Linked DNA regions of Homo sapiens: region 1 is linked to region 2. Evidence: chromatin loops called from intact Hi-C (ENCODE). Cell type or tissue: IMR-90. All regions are shown on one strand.

The links. A loop is a pair of places that touch in the nucleus more often than their neighbours do. Peaks named below come from ENCODE experiments on the same cell type or tissue, not always from the same donor. Only the 100,000 strongest peaks of a DNase experiment are listed, where the experiment ranks them.
Region 1: a loop joins it to region 2, with 2.6 times the contacts of the local background. A loop is called at or near these places in 3 of 110 quality-filtered maps.

Annotation. Positions count from the first base shown.
Region 1 is chr2:232,283,197-232,291,196 of GRCh38, forward strand. All of the region lies in intron 13 of DIS3L2 (DIS3 like 3'-5' exoribonuclease 2), which reads left to right. Among named protein-coding and RNA genes, the nearest start is that of ALPP, 92 kb to the right of the region's middle. In IMR-90, no CTCF peak of the experiment used is centred here; no DNase peak of the experiment used is centred here.
Region 2 is chr2:232,142,394-232,150,393 of GRCh38, forward strand. All of the region lies in intron 8 of DIS3L2 (DIS3 like 3'-5' exoribonuclease 2), which reads left to right. Among named protein-coding and RNA genes, the nearest start is that of MIR562, 26 kb to the right of the region's middle. In IMR-90, no CTCF peak of the experiment used is centred here; DNase peaks (open chromatin) are centred at 4,078 and 5,318.

The DNA of each region.
Region 1 (8,000 bases), 140 kb after region 2:
CTGAGACTTGAGCTTAAACACTTGTCAAAACTCACATAGCTAGAGGTGGCAGAACTAGGATGGAATCATTTCTCTTTTTATTTGAGGCAGGGTCTTGCTCTGCTGCCCGGGCTGGAGTGCAGTGGCATGAACATGGCTCACTGCAGTCCTCCTAGGCTCGAGTGATCCTCCCACCTCAGCCTCCTGAGTAGCTGGGATTATAGGCACGTGTCTTCATGCTCAGCTAATTTTTTTGAGTTTAGTAGAGATAAAGTCTTACCGTGTTGCCCAGGCTGGTCTCCAACTCCTGGGCTCAGGCAGTCCTTCTGCCTCTGCACCCCCATAGTGTTGGAACTACAGGTGTTGTGAGCGACTGGGCCAGGACTAGGCCCAGTCTATTTCTTATTCTGCTTACTTTTTCATTTCTCTCGGTAGATGTTGATGTTGTTTTATATTCTTCTAAAAATCTAAAAAATGGATCAAGTCCTGACCTTAGGATTATTTGAAGAGCTATTTAAAATGCTGTATGATTCCATTTAGGTAACATCCTCAAAATGACAGATTTATAGAGAAGGAGAACAGGTAGGTAGTTGCCAGGAGCTAGGGATGGCGGGGGGAGCAGAGGGTGGCCCAAGGGAGAGCTGTGTAAGGATGGGACAGTCTGTATGTAGATTGCCATGGCAGTTACACAAATGTACGTGTGTGACCAAAATGGCATAAAACTAGACACACCCATTATGCCAATGTCAGTTTCCTGCGTTTGATATTGTGCTATAATTATGTAAGATGGAACCTTGGGTGGAAATTGGAGATGGGCACGTGGAACCTTTCTATACTACCTTTGCAATTTCCTGAAGCTATAATTATCTCAGAATAAAAAGTGGGTTGTTTTTTTTTTAATTCCTCTGTGTGCAACACCAGCATTGCCCCCAGGAAATAGCCAGGTCTCAGTTCAGGGGCTGCTTGCCATCAGAAAGCAAGCCACATCACACAGTCAAAGTTGGCCTAGAAGTGGGGCACAAACTAGAAGAGGGTCCAGGTTTTATCGCCTGTCAGATGTGAGCTTAGGCTCTCTCGACTTATGGGAAAGCACTGAACTGAGAGTCAGGGCCCCCGGGCTCAAGTATCAGGGCTGCAGTTGTGTGACCCAGAGCAAGCTTCTCAACTTCTGTGAGCCTCCAGCTTCCCAGCTGTAAAGTAGGCATGGTAACTGCACCCACCCTGTGAGTCTGGCAGAATGTGTTGATGTGCTTAGTATCATCTTCGATACCACGATCAATGTTATTATTTTATCTTTTCCCAATTTTACTCCCAACTTTGCAGTCAGACCAATCTCTTGTGTATTCATGGAACATTGAATATTCATTCTTATTTTCTCTGCTTTTGATCATTTATTCCTTCAACAATTATTATTGAGCACCTGTTTTGTTGAAAATTCTGGAAGGCACTAGGGATACATTGATGGACATGCCCCATGTGGTCTTTGCCCCGGGAGAGCTAAAGGTCTGTTTTTTTCCCCATCACCTGGAATCTCTCCTGAGTGCATCCATCGTTCAGATCCTTGCTGTCCTGCCAGACCTGAGGCCTCATCTACACCATGCAGGCCCCTCTACCAGATCATTCTCTAAGCTCCCTCAGTATTAGAGGCAGTGCAGCTCAGTCATCTTTGCCAACCTTTATCCTGAACCTCCCATGGGACCTGGCATGGAGCTGCACACCACAGAGAGAATGCTTAGCAGGTGCTTGCCCACAGAACTGTGAAAGGAGAGCCCGAAGGAGACTTAGACAGGAGCCTTTTGAGGCTTTCATTTTACAGATGAAGTCCTGAATAGGGGCCCTGGACTAAATAATAGGAAGTGGCTATAAGGGTCCCCAACCCATTTTTAATAGGATAATGCTAGTTCTTATATTGATCTTAATTTTTGTTGTTGTTTTGGGTTTTTTTTCTTTATTTCTGTTCTGCAGTTTTTGGACTAGCTGACTGACATTTCCTCTTTTAACCTTTTACAGACCCTGAAAGAAGCTCTAGTTCAGGTCTTATTACTACTTAGCTGTGTGACTGGGCCACAACTGGGGGCAGGTTCATTGAATTGAAAAGGTGAAGCCAACCTATCTCTCACCTGCTCTCCCTGAGTGGACTCACCTAGCACCTGCAGGCTCCAAGCTTGACATTGCCTGGAGGGAGCCCACCCAGGCATCCCCTTCCTCCAGTCCAGCCTCTCCACCTGCAACTGGGTGGGTCAGTCTACTGAGCTCTCACCTGATTCTTCAGCGCCCACCTTAATTGACAGTGAGCCTTGAGGAGGCTGACATTCTTAATGCCATTTGCAGTTCTCTGTTAGAATCTAGAGAAGGGGAAAGGTAAATTGTTGCAACTTGCAGCCTCCAACACAGTGTCCCTGTTTGTGGGAGAAGAAACAGGAAGTGTGGCCCAGTAGGAAATGCCAAGACTTTAGAGCCGTATGGGTTTGAGTTCCATTTCCAGGTTGGCCGGGGTTGATTTATGTATTGCCAGACCTTGGGCAGGTCAGTTACTTAACCTCCCTGAGCCTCAGTTCCCTCACCTTTAAGATAGGAGCAGTGATACCTGGACACTTGTTCCTGGCACAGTCTCTGGTTGCATGTGGAACCTGTGATTCCTACTGCTTATCACGGGGCCCTGCATTGCCTTAACTTAAAGCCTTTGTGGGGATCACAAAGAGTAAACTTACACTGGGGTTTCTCTACAGGGACTTAAAATCTAGTTGGGACAATATGATTGTTAAACAAGTACACAGCTAGAGACATGTTTCAACTTGAGAATAACTGAGAAGAATCAGGCCATGATAGAAGCAATTTTCATGTATCCAGACTGTCAGAAGCCAGCCCTCTGCCATGCTCCAACAGGCTGGGGTGGCCTCTTCCTTCCCCAGGCAGAGATTAATGGACAAGTTGTTACTAGTGCTGAGGTTCTGGGCAGCTTCCTTGTGGAGGCACATCTGTTGACCCAGCAGGGCCTTGGAAGCTTTTTTTCAGTCGTGAGCTTCATCTAGTGGCATAGGGCCTCCCTGATGCTGGTGCTCTGGAGCTAGCGTCACTGGGTCATAAAATCAGGGCTGCCTTGATTTTATCAAGGGCTGACCCCGTGTCAGCACAGCCACAGGAGAGCAGTGTAGTGGTAGTGGGGCTGCTGAGGCAGACAGCAAGGCTTTGAAGCATTGTATCTTCCTGCTGCGGCCCAAGGAGTCCTACAGAAAGCAAGCCACAGAGAGAGTGTTTCCCAGATACTGCTCAGGTAAAGAAATTGGACCTTATTGTTGTAGAAATTACTCAGGTTTTAGAGTGATCACATTTGGAAATATTGAGTCCCAATCAGCTTGTTCCAGCATGTCATGTTTTGAATTCTGATCTCAACTCATTATCAGGAATAACCTCTGGCCTTACTGTATAATACATCAAGAACATCATTGAGTTTCCGCTATAGCTAGGCACTGTTATTATCTCTTTTTTACATAGGAGGCACCTAAGGTAAAAGAGATTACATACTAACAGGAAGTAAAGCTGGGATTCAAAACCCAGCAGCCTAAAGAGGCTGTACCCTTTACTTCTCTACTAAGCAGCCCCCTGTTATTGGGGTTTTATTTTTGAGATAGAGTGTCACTCTTGCCCAGGCTGGAGTGCAGTGGCACAATCTTGGCTCACTGTAACCTCTGCCTTCCAGGTTCAAGAGATTTCCTGCCTCAGCCTCCTGAGTAGCTGGGATTACAGGCGTGAGCCACCGCGCCTGGCCTGTCATTGGTTGTTTTCATAGGTAGAAGTGTTCACAAGCAGAAGTTCCTTCCTTTTGTCAAAGGTGTTTCCCTGGCAGAAAGGTGGAAGCAAGAGCATAAACTCTGTCTGACAGGCAGAAAGGTAGACTAGAAGATCTAGACTAGACTAAAAAGTTAGACTTTGAGATCCTCTGTCTGTCCCCTGAGTTCTAGCCCTACAGCCTCTAGAGAGATTACATGGCAGCTAGAGGGAAAACAAGTTTCTGCTTAATGAAAACATTCCCCTAAGATTATTGTGAAACTTATTTTTTTAACATTTAACATTGTGTCTAGTTTCTTAAATGATTTTCAACTGTGAGATTATCCAAGGAGTTTTTTATTACCAAAGCTAATTTTTCATAGTTAGCATTACAAATAGAAAGTTTGTTCATTTTCCTTCTTTTTATCCTTTCCTTCCCCCCGCGCCCCCCCCCCCCCCCGCTTTTATTACATAGAGACAGGGCCTCACTCTGTTGCCAGGCTAGAGTGCAATGGCGTGATCATAGCTCAGTGCCGCCTCAAATTTCTGGGCTTAAATGACCCTCCCACTTCAGCCTCCTGAGTAGCTGGGACCACAGGTGCATGCCTGTGCTGATTTTTAAATGTTTTGTAGAGACGGAGGTCTCGCTCTGTTGCCCAGGCTGCTCTCAAACTCATAGCCTCCAGCAGTCCTTCCATCTCAGCTCCCAAAGTGCTGTGATTACAGACGTGAGCCACCTCACCCAGCCCCATTTTCCTTCTTAATGGATCCTGGCCCTTCCAAATACCCTCCATTTGGTCTTTGTATTTCATATTAACAGTAAACTTTTGTCTGTACTGTTTTAAACTTCACAATACGCGTGGGTTCTTTAGTTTTTACCACAGTTAAAACAGCATCTCTTAGACTGATATGTCATTCTGTAAAGAAATAGACTATCTAAGACACAACTAATTATCTTGGAATAGGAACTTCAGGTAACCCCAGGTATGGGCCCCATAGGTGTCCCTTCCAGACTGTTCTGAGCGACCAATTAAGAGATGTCAGATCAATGGGCATTTTGTGGCTGGATGGTAGTGGAAAGTGATTCTTCTACCAGGAGGTGCTGCTAACCCCATTGTTGCAGGTTGAAGCCAGGGTGTAGGAGCAGGGGAGCAGGCAGCTGGGGAAGGAGGTAGATTGGCTGCCCCAGGTCCAGAAGGGACCTGAGATGGCAGTGTAGTTCTGGAATATGTTATCCAGATATTTGGCCTTGTCTGGGAGGAAGGAAGCAGAATTAGCACGGAATCAAGTCCTGAACTTTGATGGGAGCTCTTAGCTGCGTAAGACAGCCTTATGCAGGAGAACTCTTCACTGCCACTTGGTTCTCATTAAAACATCTGAAGATGTGAGCACTGGCTCTTCTGAAATCGTAGAGCGTCTCTTCTAACTGATATAGCAGGGGCTTATTATGAGTGCTTTCTTCCAGCAAACCTAGAAAGTGTCTCACATTCACCCGTAAAACAAACCATGAGGACAACCATAGAGGAACTCAGCTCTGTTTAACAGGTAGAAAGTCTAGGACCATCGGAACCCCACCACCAACCCCAGAATCTGGGAGAGAACAGAGACAAGGTCAGAGCTGCTGGCTCCCCGCTTGGGGTTATATAACTCCCCGACTCCTCAAGTCCCTGGAAACTGAGGCCAATTCCCTGGAAGATCATTCTGTTCTCTGCTGTTTTTTCAAGAATACAGCCAGCTTGATCACTGGCTCTGAGTATTGTATGGGAATGTCCCGTTTTCTTTTTTTTCCATGAACTGAATGCCTACCATTATGGTCATTGTTTCATCAGTCTGTGTTTAAACTTGCCTGGATCTCATATTTTTATGTATGTTTGGCTTATATTTTGAAGAACTTTGCTTTGTTTATATATACCCTCATCTGTTTCCAAAAAGATTTTGAGAGGACTTACAACAAAGGAAATGAACAGTGAGCTGCATTTAAATAATAGAAAGACAGAAAATCAGAATGAAGGAGAGGAGTGTCAGAAAGAATTTGACATCTGTAAGGGTGGGCACAGCTCCTGTGACTGGGCTTCATGTTTTCTGATTTCAATATCACAGATGCAGTCGTCCTGCTTGGTGGCGTGGGGGAGGGAGAGTTTACAAGGTTATCTCTTACAACAAACCCCATCGAACATTGAGAATTATTTTTCTTAGCACCTAAAAGCAGCTTCTCACTTAAGGCTTGATATTGGAAATATTCAGTGTTACAACAGTGGACAGCGTTTGCATTTTGGGCAAATGAGGAAAGAGTTTTTTGTTTTTTGTTTTTTTTTTTTGGAGACTTGTCCAGGCCTTGCCCAGTTACTGGCCCGTGTTCTTGCCTCTCTCATGTCTGAGATCGCAGTGGCACCATCTTGGCTCACTGCAACCTCCGCCTCCTGGGTTCAAGCGATTCTCCTGCCTCAGCCTCCCGAGTAGCTGGGATTACAAGTGCCCGCCACCACGCCCAGCTAATTTTTGTATTTTTAGTAGAGATGGGGTTTCACCATGTTGGCCAGGCTGATCTTGAACTCCTGACTTCAGGTGATCCACCTGCCTTGGCCTCCCAAAGTGATGGGATTATAGGCATGAGCCACCGCGCCCAGCCAGGAAAGAGATTTTATAAGGCTATTTCTTAAGACAAAATCTGGTGAAAATAGAGGAACATACTAACCCACCCTTGAGGAAGGCAGGTGCTAGAGAGCCAAGCTCATATGATCTACACACATAACTATCCTCTATCCTAATCTGATTCCAGGATAAAGTGTAGACCATCTCTGAGTGGGTGGAGAGCCTGTCGCTTGGGCTACTTCTGTTTCCCTTCCCTTTGCTGAGTGTTTGACCAGGGCTGTGTAGCTGTGGGAGGCTTCCACAAGGTCTGCAGCTTGGGTAGGACCACTGCTGAGGGCAGGACCACAAGCTTTATTTAGAAAGCAGATAGATAGGTAACAGAATTAGTATATTCTATATGCAAGGAAATCTAGATAGCATCTTTCCCAGGTGCACAACCATCTCTGTGCATTGGAAGGGGTGATATGCAGTTCCTGCAGTCAGCACTGGCACTTTCCTGTGGAAGCAGCTTTGGGTAACTGCATTCCTTCGACAGTAGTTGGCCTGAGGCCCCTGAGCTCTGAGCACAAATGGTTTGATAAGGTGATGTTCTAACGCAGTCATCCTCTTTGGCCATGAAAATCCTCAAAAATTCTCCAGCTTTGATTAGGATGAGCAGATTGGCTGCACTCTCTCTCCAGCTGGCTGCATGTGACACACGCAGACTTGCTCATCATGCTTTGTATTCACTGTTGCATATTGCTCAGGCACGTGAGAGGCAAGAACATGGCCCACTAACTGGGCAGGTCCTGATCGGGAAGCTGCTGAGGTAAAGGTGCTCCTGTTCTGCTAAAGGAGACCCTGGGATCAGGGACGAGCTCTTCCTTGCTGGGCTCACCCAGTAATACAGGTCGTGTGGGACAGTGGTGAGCCGAACTCTCCTGCCATAGACGTGCTGGTGAGCAATGGAGTCACCTTCAGAAGAGGAGGCGGCTTGACCTGGGGGCATGAATGCTACCACCAGGCCCTTTTCTCCTGGGACTGGCTCCTTCCTACAGAGCAACCCTCCCTGTGGGTTGACCATAGCTCCAAAGACAGACGTTTTTTCTTCTCAGAAAGTAAAACCTCAGCATTGAAGAATCCTTGTCCTGTCATTTTTAACCTTAATGAGAACAGAGCAAGCCTCTGGAACAAGGTGCAGCGCAGTCAGGAGAAGTGGCTTTAAGTGAAAACACAGCTGTGGGGTTTACAGACGGCGCTGCAGGGAGGCATCATCCAATGGGAGCGGCCAGCCTCGCTATAGACTTTCCAACACTAATGAATCGGGAACTCCATGCTGAATAGGGTTTAGTTTGATGGGTCCCTGTGCCAGCAGAAGGATGTATTTTTCTTGAAAGACCAAGGTGCCAGAAATCTCCATGATTACGTTACTGGAGAAAGGTTCTTTTTTGTGGTTTGTGAAGTTGAGCGTCAGGACTGCAGGATTCTCTTGCTCTTTCTCACTCTTATTTTTTCCAGGTCAGAACCAGAGCTTGGGGTGGGGAGGAAAATCCTGCTGAATGAGCAAGTTCTTTCTTAAAAAGCTCTCTCCAAGTCCAAAAAGACTTCAGTGGACTTAGGAGAAAGAAATTTAATACATTGCCATAGAATCGTCATTAACCAAGTTAAAGCAAAGTCCACAG
Region 2 (8,000 bases):
TGAGCACTGCATGCAGTTTTGGCACTTCTTCCAAAGTCGCCATCTTCAACTGCAATTTCTAGTGCACCTTCTTGAAAATATTATGATGTTAGAGGACCTTAGATAACCATCAACCTCCTCTTATACTCATTAAATCCTTTCAGCTTCCTCTTTGCTTTCTTCATATCAACACCAATTCACTCTTAAATTTCAAGACCTTTTCTTAAATAACTCAGTATTGTTGACTCTTACTTCTTTTCTCCATGCTTTTATCTATTTTCACTGATAAAAACACCGTTCCTGAAGTCCCTATTCCTTAAGTGCTACTTTCTGCTGTGTCATAGTACTGAGCCATAAGAAGCGAAAATAACTCGTTCCCTCTCCTGATTATAGAAAATAATACATAAAATATACAGCCAAAGACAAGTGTATTTGCCACACTTCGTTTTTACTTTGTATTGTTGGAAGTTTGGGCCCTCGGTATAGTTGATGTTTGATTGTTCCCCACTTGTACATTCTCAGGGCTGTGATGCCATTATATCTGTTTGCATGGAGTTTCCAACATTGGACCAACATGTATGAGAGCATGTATTTAAGAGTAGTAATACGATAGTGGTAATCACTGCAAGAGTGCATGACTGTCTTCTAAATATCGTCTAGTTGTAAGACTAGGAGTTTATAAGAATATTTAGTAGAGGAAAGATGATGAATGGCTGAGAACACTAATCTTGACTATTTAATGTTCCTGTTTTCTTTAAGGCAAAGAGGCCAATTTGAAGGACTTTCTTGTTATATTTTTTTCTGTCTGTAGCTGGTCCCTTTCCTCAGTACGTTTTTAATAGGCATATCACCCAGGATAGTAGATCTGATGCTTATTTATATAGAATGTTTATATGTTTCCCAAGGCCCCCACCTATCATATGTAGGAAGTTGGGAATATTGTTGCAGTGCCATTCAGATTAATTTTACAGTAGGACTCAGTTGGAATGTCATTCTTTGTGAATGGCAGCAGTATTCATGGAGGAGCTCTAGTGAAGAAAAATTGAAGTGGTGATCATTATAAATAACTCTATGGAGGAAAACTTTCTCTCTTACAACTATTATTGAAATATCAAATTAACAAACATTTCTAAATTTTATTTTTTCCAAATACATACATATTGAATATTTACTGTTAAATTTATTCAAATGTGTACTATTGAAAATGAAAATTTCCCAGAGTTTCACCCCCGGAAACGATCACTATTAAGGTTTTGGTATACATTTGACTAAAATATTGTTTTAAAAATATTTATCAACTTTAATTACAAAGCATATTTCACAGGAAAAAGAATATATGTAACACTTCTATAATTTTTGAAACCTAATACTAAAACCAACCCATGAACTCATGAACCAGATTAAGAAGTATAACATCACCAATACTGTTCAAGTTCCCTGTCTGTTCTCCTGTATCCTAAACCATAATTTTTTCCCCAGAGGTAACCACCATCTCAAATATACTAATGAAAATGTATTTAAAAAAAAATTTACCCATATTTATAACCCTAAATGTTATTTTGTTTTGCTTGTTTTTGAACCTTTACAAAATACCGTGTTATATATATTCTTCTATCATTTGCCTTTTTTCATTTAACATGTTTCTAAAATATACTCACATATTTCACTCATTTTAGTCGATAATATTTCCATTTTCTGAAATATACCATAATTTAGCAATGTACATTTGGGTTGAACAGAGGATTTTGCTCCTGAAAACGTTCCAGTGCTCATTAACTAAAGTTTTTCTAGACTCTACTTAAAAAGGAAATTACTGAATCATACATAGGTACATGTTTAACTTTACAACTTTCTAGCCAAACCATTCCCAAAGTGATTGTACCCATTTTTAGTCCTGCCAGCAGTGTGTATGCAGTTCCATTGCTCCACATTCTTATTTACACTTGTTAGACTCATTTTTGCCAGCCAGGTGGGTAAAAATAGTGATAATCGTTGGGTGATTTTTGTTATTTTTTTCCTAATTACTGATGAGGTTGAACATCTTTCCATATACTCATGGTCATGTTTCCTCTTCTAGACAGTGTTTTCATGTTTTTACCCATTTTTTTAACAGTTAATTTTTTATTTAGATAATTTTGATTACAGAAATTGCAAAAATGGAACAGAGAGTTCCTGTATATCTTTTAACCTATCTTCTCCTTATGTTTACATCTTACATGACCATGGAATACTTATCAGAAGTAAGCAGTTAATCTTGGTATGATACCAAGTATAGGTCTTACTCAGATTTTATCACTATTTCCACTAACATTCTCTTTCAGTTGCAGAATCTGGGTCCAGAATCCCGTAATACAGTTAGCTGTGTCTCTGTAGTCTCTCCAATTTGTGACATTTCTTACTCTTTACTTGTCCTTCACGAACTTTACACTTTTAAAGAGTACTGGCCAGTGATTTTGTAAAACGTTTCTCAGTTTGTGTTTGTCTAATGTTCTCTCATGATTAGATCAAGATTAGACATTATTGGGAAAGATACCACAGAGGTGATGTGCATCTTATCGGGGGCACATAATGTCAGTAAGTAATACTGGTGATGTTCACCTTGATCACCTGGTTAAGGAGGCATCTGCCATGATTCCTAACTTACTACTTTTTTCCCTTGTAATTATTATACTGTATTTTTGGAAAGATTTTTTGAGTCTGTGTAATATTCTGTTTCTGCTTAATTTCACCCATTCATTTTAGCATACATTGGTGCTTTTACCCATTTTTAATTGGGCTGTTTGTCATTTGATTTTTTTGGAGTTAAAAATACATATTCCAGAAAGTAATCTTTTTAGCAGTCACTGATATGGAAATTATCTTCTCTCCAGTTTGTGAGTTGTCTTTTCCTGTTATTAATGGTATCTTCTGAAGAATAGATGTTTGAAGTTGTCTTTTTTGTTTGCTGCCAGCATGTAGAATTACAGTTAATTTTTATACATTATCCTATATCCAGCCATCTTGCCATATCCCCTTATTCATTTCAGTACTTGAGATGTAATTTCCTTTGGCTCTTCTATGTAGATAATCACATCATTGGTAAGTAATGAGAGTTTTATTTCTTCCATTCTAATCTGTATGACTTTTATTTCTTTTTCTTATCTTGAATTGGCAACTCACAATTGGAGAGGAGGTATTTCCCACACAGTAACTGATAAAAGTTCAGTTTTGAATAAAAGCAATAGTAGCAGGCATTTTTTTTAATTCCTGATTTTTTGATGTGTTAATAAGTTTGCTAATGTGGCAGCTAATTATGGTAGGACTGGATAATTTACTGAAGTACTTATCTTTGAGTTTTATTTGTTTTTGCCATCCTCTGTTTTCTTAGCTTTCCTTTGGCATTTCAAGGAAGAATAGTATGCCTCTCTAATAGGTACAAAGCATTAATTTGTTTATTTACATATTCAGTCACCAACATGTGTTGGACACCAAAGGCATACAAGTCTCAGTGGTACACAGAAATAAAGAAATGTTTATTCTTTTTATGGATGATCCCCCCCATCTATTGATAAGGAAGAGGCATACCTAAAGCACCATGACACAGCTAGAAAGTGGCACATGCAAGAAAGAGGATATAACCAAAGGATAGGGACAGTACTGATGAGGCAGATCCACTCTAGGAGACAGGGATGGCTTCCTGGCCTTGCTGCTATATTCCATGAAGATGAAATGATCTGGGTATATGCTTTGTGGGCCTAGTTCAACATGGAAGTTATAAAGGGAGCACCTTTAGGATAGAATTATGTTGCCTAAGGAAGGGCCATTTATGGTATTCTTATGCTCTAGAACCCAGCAGTTCCATGTCAGTGTGTAGTGAATACCTCTACAAGATCTATGATGCCAACAGTACTAAGATTTTATTTTTGGTAGTAAGAGCTTTACATTTTCTGTTGCAGAGTGAATGGAGGGAAAGGGAAGTTTGCTTCTCATGGATGATCTTTTTAAATAGTTTGTAGTAGGATGCTTTTAGCAGCAAATTATAAAAATGCCTGACTCAGAGTGACTTAATAAGAGAAAATATTATCTCATATAGTGGGAATTCAAAGGTTGTGCAGCTGCAGACCCAGTAAAGTCAGTGACTGGATGATGTTATCAGGTTGCCTTTTGCTGTCCTCAGCAATCCAGTGGTGGTTTCTCTATGGTTGTGAAGATGGCTGCCAGTATGATTAGGCTACCTGCTTTCTTGATGACATGTGACACAAAAAGGGAGACCCTGTCTGCCAACAATGCTATTGACTACAGTCACCAGGGGAGGCCATACACTGAATTTATTAGAATAATTAGTATCTGTCACTGGAGCTGAAGGTGAGATGTGTTTCCTGTATGAAAACTAGATTTTTGTGAGGAAGGAGGAAGACAGAAGTGAATGTTGGGTAGCAAACCAATATTGGGCACTCTAGTTTTTGTTATAATTATTTTTTGTATAATTTTTAAATTAAAAAACCTCCAACTTTGTGATATTAAAGGAAGCTTAGAAAATAGATTAAAAAGTCACTCAGAATCCTCTCTCAAATAATTAACACCATTTGTCCCTTTCAGCATTTTCATAAATGTTTTTACTTAGTTAAATCATACTCTACATACATCTTCAAAATTCTTTTTGTGAAATACATAAAAAATTGAAAAATATGACATGGTTTAGTTTATCATTTATCTGTTGCTTGACATCTAAATTACTTTTACTCCTTTTCTGCTCCAAGATTTTTAAAATAAACTTAATTTTAATTAATTAATTAATAAATAGGAATGGGGTCTTGCTGTGTTGTCCAAACAGGTCTTGAACTCCTGGGCTCAAGTGATCCTCCCACCTCAGCCTCCCAAAGTGCTGGGATTACAGGCGTGAGCTAGCATGTCCGGCCCATAAAAATAAACTTTATGTTTCAGAACAGATTTAGATTTACAGAAAATTGTCAAGATAGTACAGTTCTCACCTGCCCCTTCTCTCCTCCTCCAAAACTAGTTTTTTTCTCTTAACCAATATTGATACATTATTAATGGAGGTCCGTACTTTCTTCAAACTTTCTTGTTTTTAAAAATCTAATGTCCTTTATCTATTCCAGGATCTCATATTACATTTAGTTGTCTTGTCTCTTTAGATTCCTCTTGACTATGAGAGCTTCTAAGTTATTTTTGAAGGACATATTTTAATGCAGAATAGGATGAAATGTGGTTTTTAAGAGAATCACCAGATATTTTGACATAACATTGAATCATAGTTGTCCTAAAGCAGCTGTTATCTTTTCAGACAGTAAGCAGAAGACAGAAACTACTTAGAAAGTTGTAACATTTGAACTACATTACATAAAAGGGAAAGTTACTTTCATGATTCATTTTAAATAGAATTTACAATGAAATTAAATTTAAAATATAAAAATAAACCCTTCTGCAAGACAAATACACAATGTAAAAGTCAGTTCCCTAGTAGAATTTGGCTTTGTTTACCTACCAAAGAATTCTGGTTTTCAAGGTGACAGAAGAGTTCATGACTAAGTAGACAGGATAGGATTCTCTTTTCTCTTCTCTTCCCTTCCCTTCCCTCCCCTCCCTTTCCTCCCCTCCCCTCCCCTCCCCTCCGCTCCCCTCTTTTCTCCTCTCCTCTCCTCTCCTCTCCTCTCTTCTCCTGTCCCCTCCCCTCCCCTCCCCTCCCCTCTTTTCTTTTGACGGAGTCTCACTGTGTCGCCAGGCTGGAGTACAGTGGTTCAATCTCGGCTCACTGCAACCTCTGCTTCCTGGGTTCAAGCGATTCTCCTGCCTCAACCTCCCAAGTAACTGAGATTACAGGTGCGCACCATCATGCCCAGCAATTTTTATATTTTTAGTAGAGATGGGGTTTCACCATGTTGGCCAGGATAGTCTCGATCTCTTGACTTCGTGATCCACCCGCCTTGGCCTCCCAAAGTGCTGGGATTACCTGTGTGAGCCACCGCACCCGGCCAAGATAGGATTCTTTCTAGGGCATCTAAGGCCCCCAAAGCATGAGCTCTTTCAGCATGCTGATCTGTTAGATTTTTATCTGCCATAAGCTGTCCAGTCTATGCTGCTGTAAAATAGATCTCCAATGAAAGTCCGTAATAAATTTATTTAAATAAGGAACTTGAGAAATGTTCTCTGGAACTCGTAAAATAAATGTTAATTACTACTAATAGGAACTTGGAGTCATTGATCACATTTGGAAACCATAACTAAAATATAATTTTGTCTTTATGAGCCATGTTGTAATTTGAGTAAACAAATTGAGACTCTTTGGACTCAGAGTATAACCTGGTAAAACATTGTGTCAGAACTTTACAAAGCTCCAAAAAAGATGAAAAATTTTTTTTCTCCTTAATTTTCTTTCTTTTTTTTTTTTTTTTTTTTTTTTACACAGCCTTCTTAATCTACACATATGGCAAGCTAATAATTCCAAAAAAATAATTTCTTTCCTTTGTAGCCATTTAAAACTAACAGCTAGAAATATTTCTTCTTCCAATTATTAAAAATAAGCTGTTTCTGAGTCAGTGCTGACTACATTTACTGATTGAAGCAGCCAACTCCAAATATACCATCTTTTAGTATTGACACTTAAAATAAAACTTCTCCCCAGAAAAAGAGTTCTATAAATGATGGCTGTAGAAATAGGCACTGTCCAGGCAGTTGTTTTGTGGAAGTAGTGTTGTTATTTTCTGGTGTTTTCCAAGTCATCTCAGATGGTGCGTGAAAATGAGATGCCAAAGAAGGCTTAAAAAAGATACCCTGCACCAGCTTCAGAATGTAAGCAAATCTTTCATTCCAGCGCTTAAAAGTTTTTTTTTTTTTTTTATTATATTCTAAGTTTTAGGGTACATGTGCACATTGTGCAGGTTAGTTACATATGTATACATGTGCCATGCTGGTGTGCTGCACCCACTAATGTGTCATCTAGCATTAGGTATATCTCCCAATGCTATCCCTCCCCCCTCCCCCGACCCCACCACAGTCCCCAGAGTGTGATATTCCCCTTCCTGTGTCCATGTGATCTCATTGTTCAATTCCCACCTATGAGTGAGAATATGCGGTGTTTGGTTTTTTGTTCTTGCGATAGTTTACTGAGAATGATGGTTTCCAATTTCATCCATGTCCCTACAAAGGATATGAACTCATCATTTTTATGGCTGCATAGTATTCCATGGTGTATTTGTGCCACATTTTCTTAATCCAGTCTATCATTGTTGGACATTTGGGTTGGTTCCAAGTCTTTGCTATTGTGAATAGTGCCGCAATAAACATACGTGTGCATGTGTCTCTATAGCAGCATGATTTATAGTCCTTTGGGTATATACCCAGTAATGGGATGGCTGGGTCAAATGGTATTTCTAGTTCTAGATCCCTGAGGAATCGCCACACTGACTTCCACAATGGTTGAACTAGTTTACAGTCCCACCAACAGTGTAAAAGTGTTCCTATTTCTCCACATCCTCTCCAGCACCTGTTGTTTCCTGACTTTTTAATGATTGCCATTCTAACTGGTGTGAGATGATATCTCATAGTGGTTTTGATTTGCATTTCTCTGATGGCCAGTGATGATGAGCATTTTTTCATGTGTTTTTTGGCTGCATAAATGTCTTCTTTTGAGAAGTGTCTGTTCATGTCCTTCGCCCACTTTTTGATGGGGTTGTTTGTTTTTTTCTTGTAAATTTGTTTGAGTTAATTGTAGATTCTGGATATTAGCCCTTTGTCAGATGAGTAGGTTGCAAAAATTTTCTCCCATGTTGTAGGTTGCCTGTTCACTCTGATGGTAGTTTCTTTTGCTGTGCAGAAGCTCTTTAGTTTAATTAGATCCCATTTGTCAATTTTGGCTTTTGTTGCCATTGCTTTTGGTGTTTTGGACATGAAGTCCTTGCCCACGCCTATGTCCTGAATGGTAATGCCTAGGTTTTCTTCTAGGGTTTTTATGGTTTTAGGTCTAACGTTTAAATCTTTAATCCATCTTGAATTGATTTTTGTATAAGGTGTAAGGAAGGGAT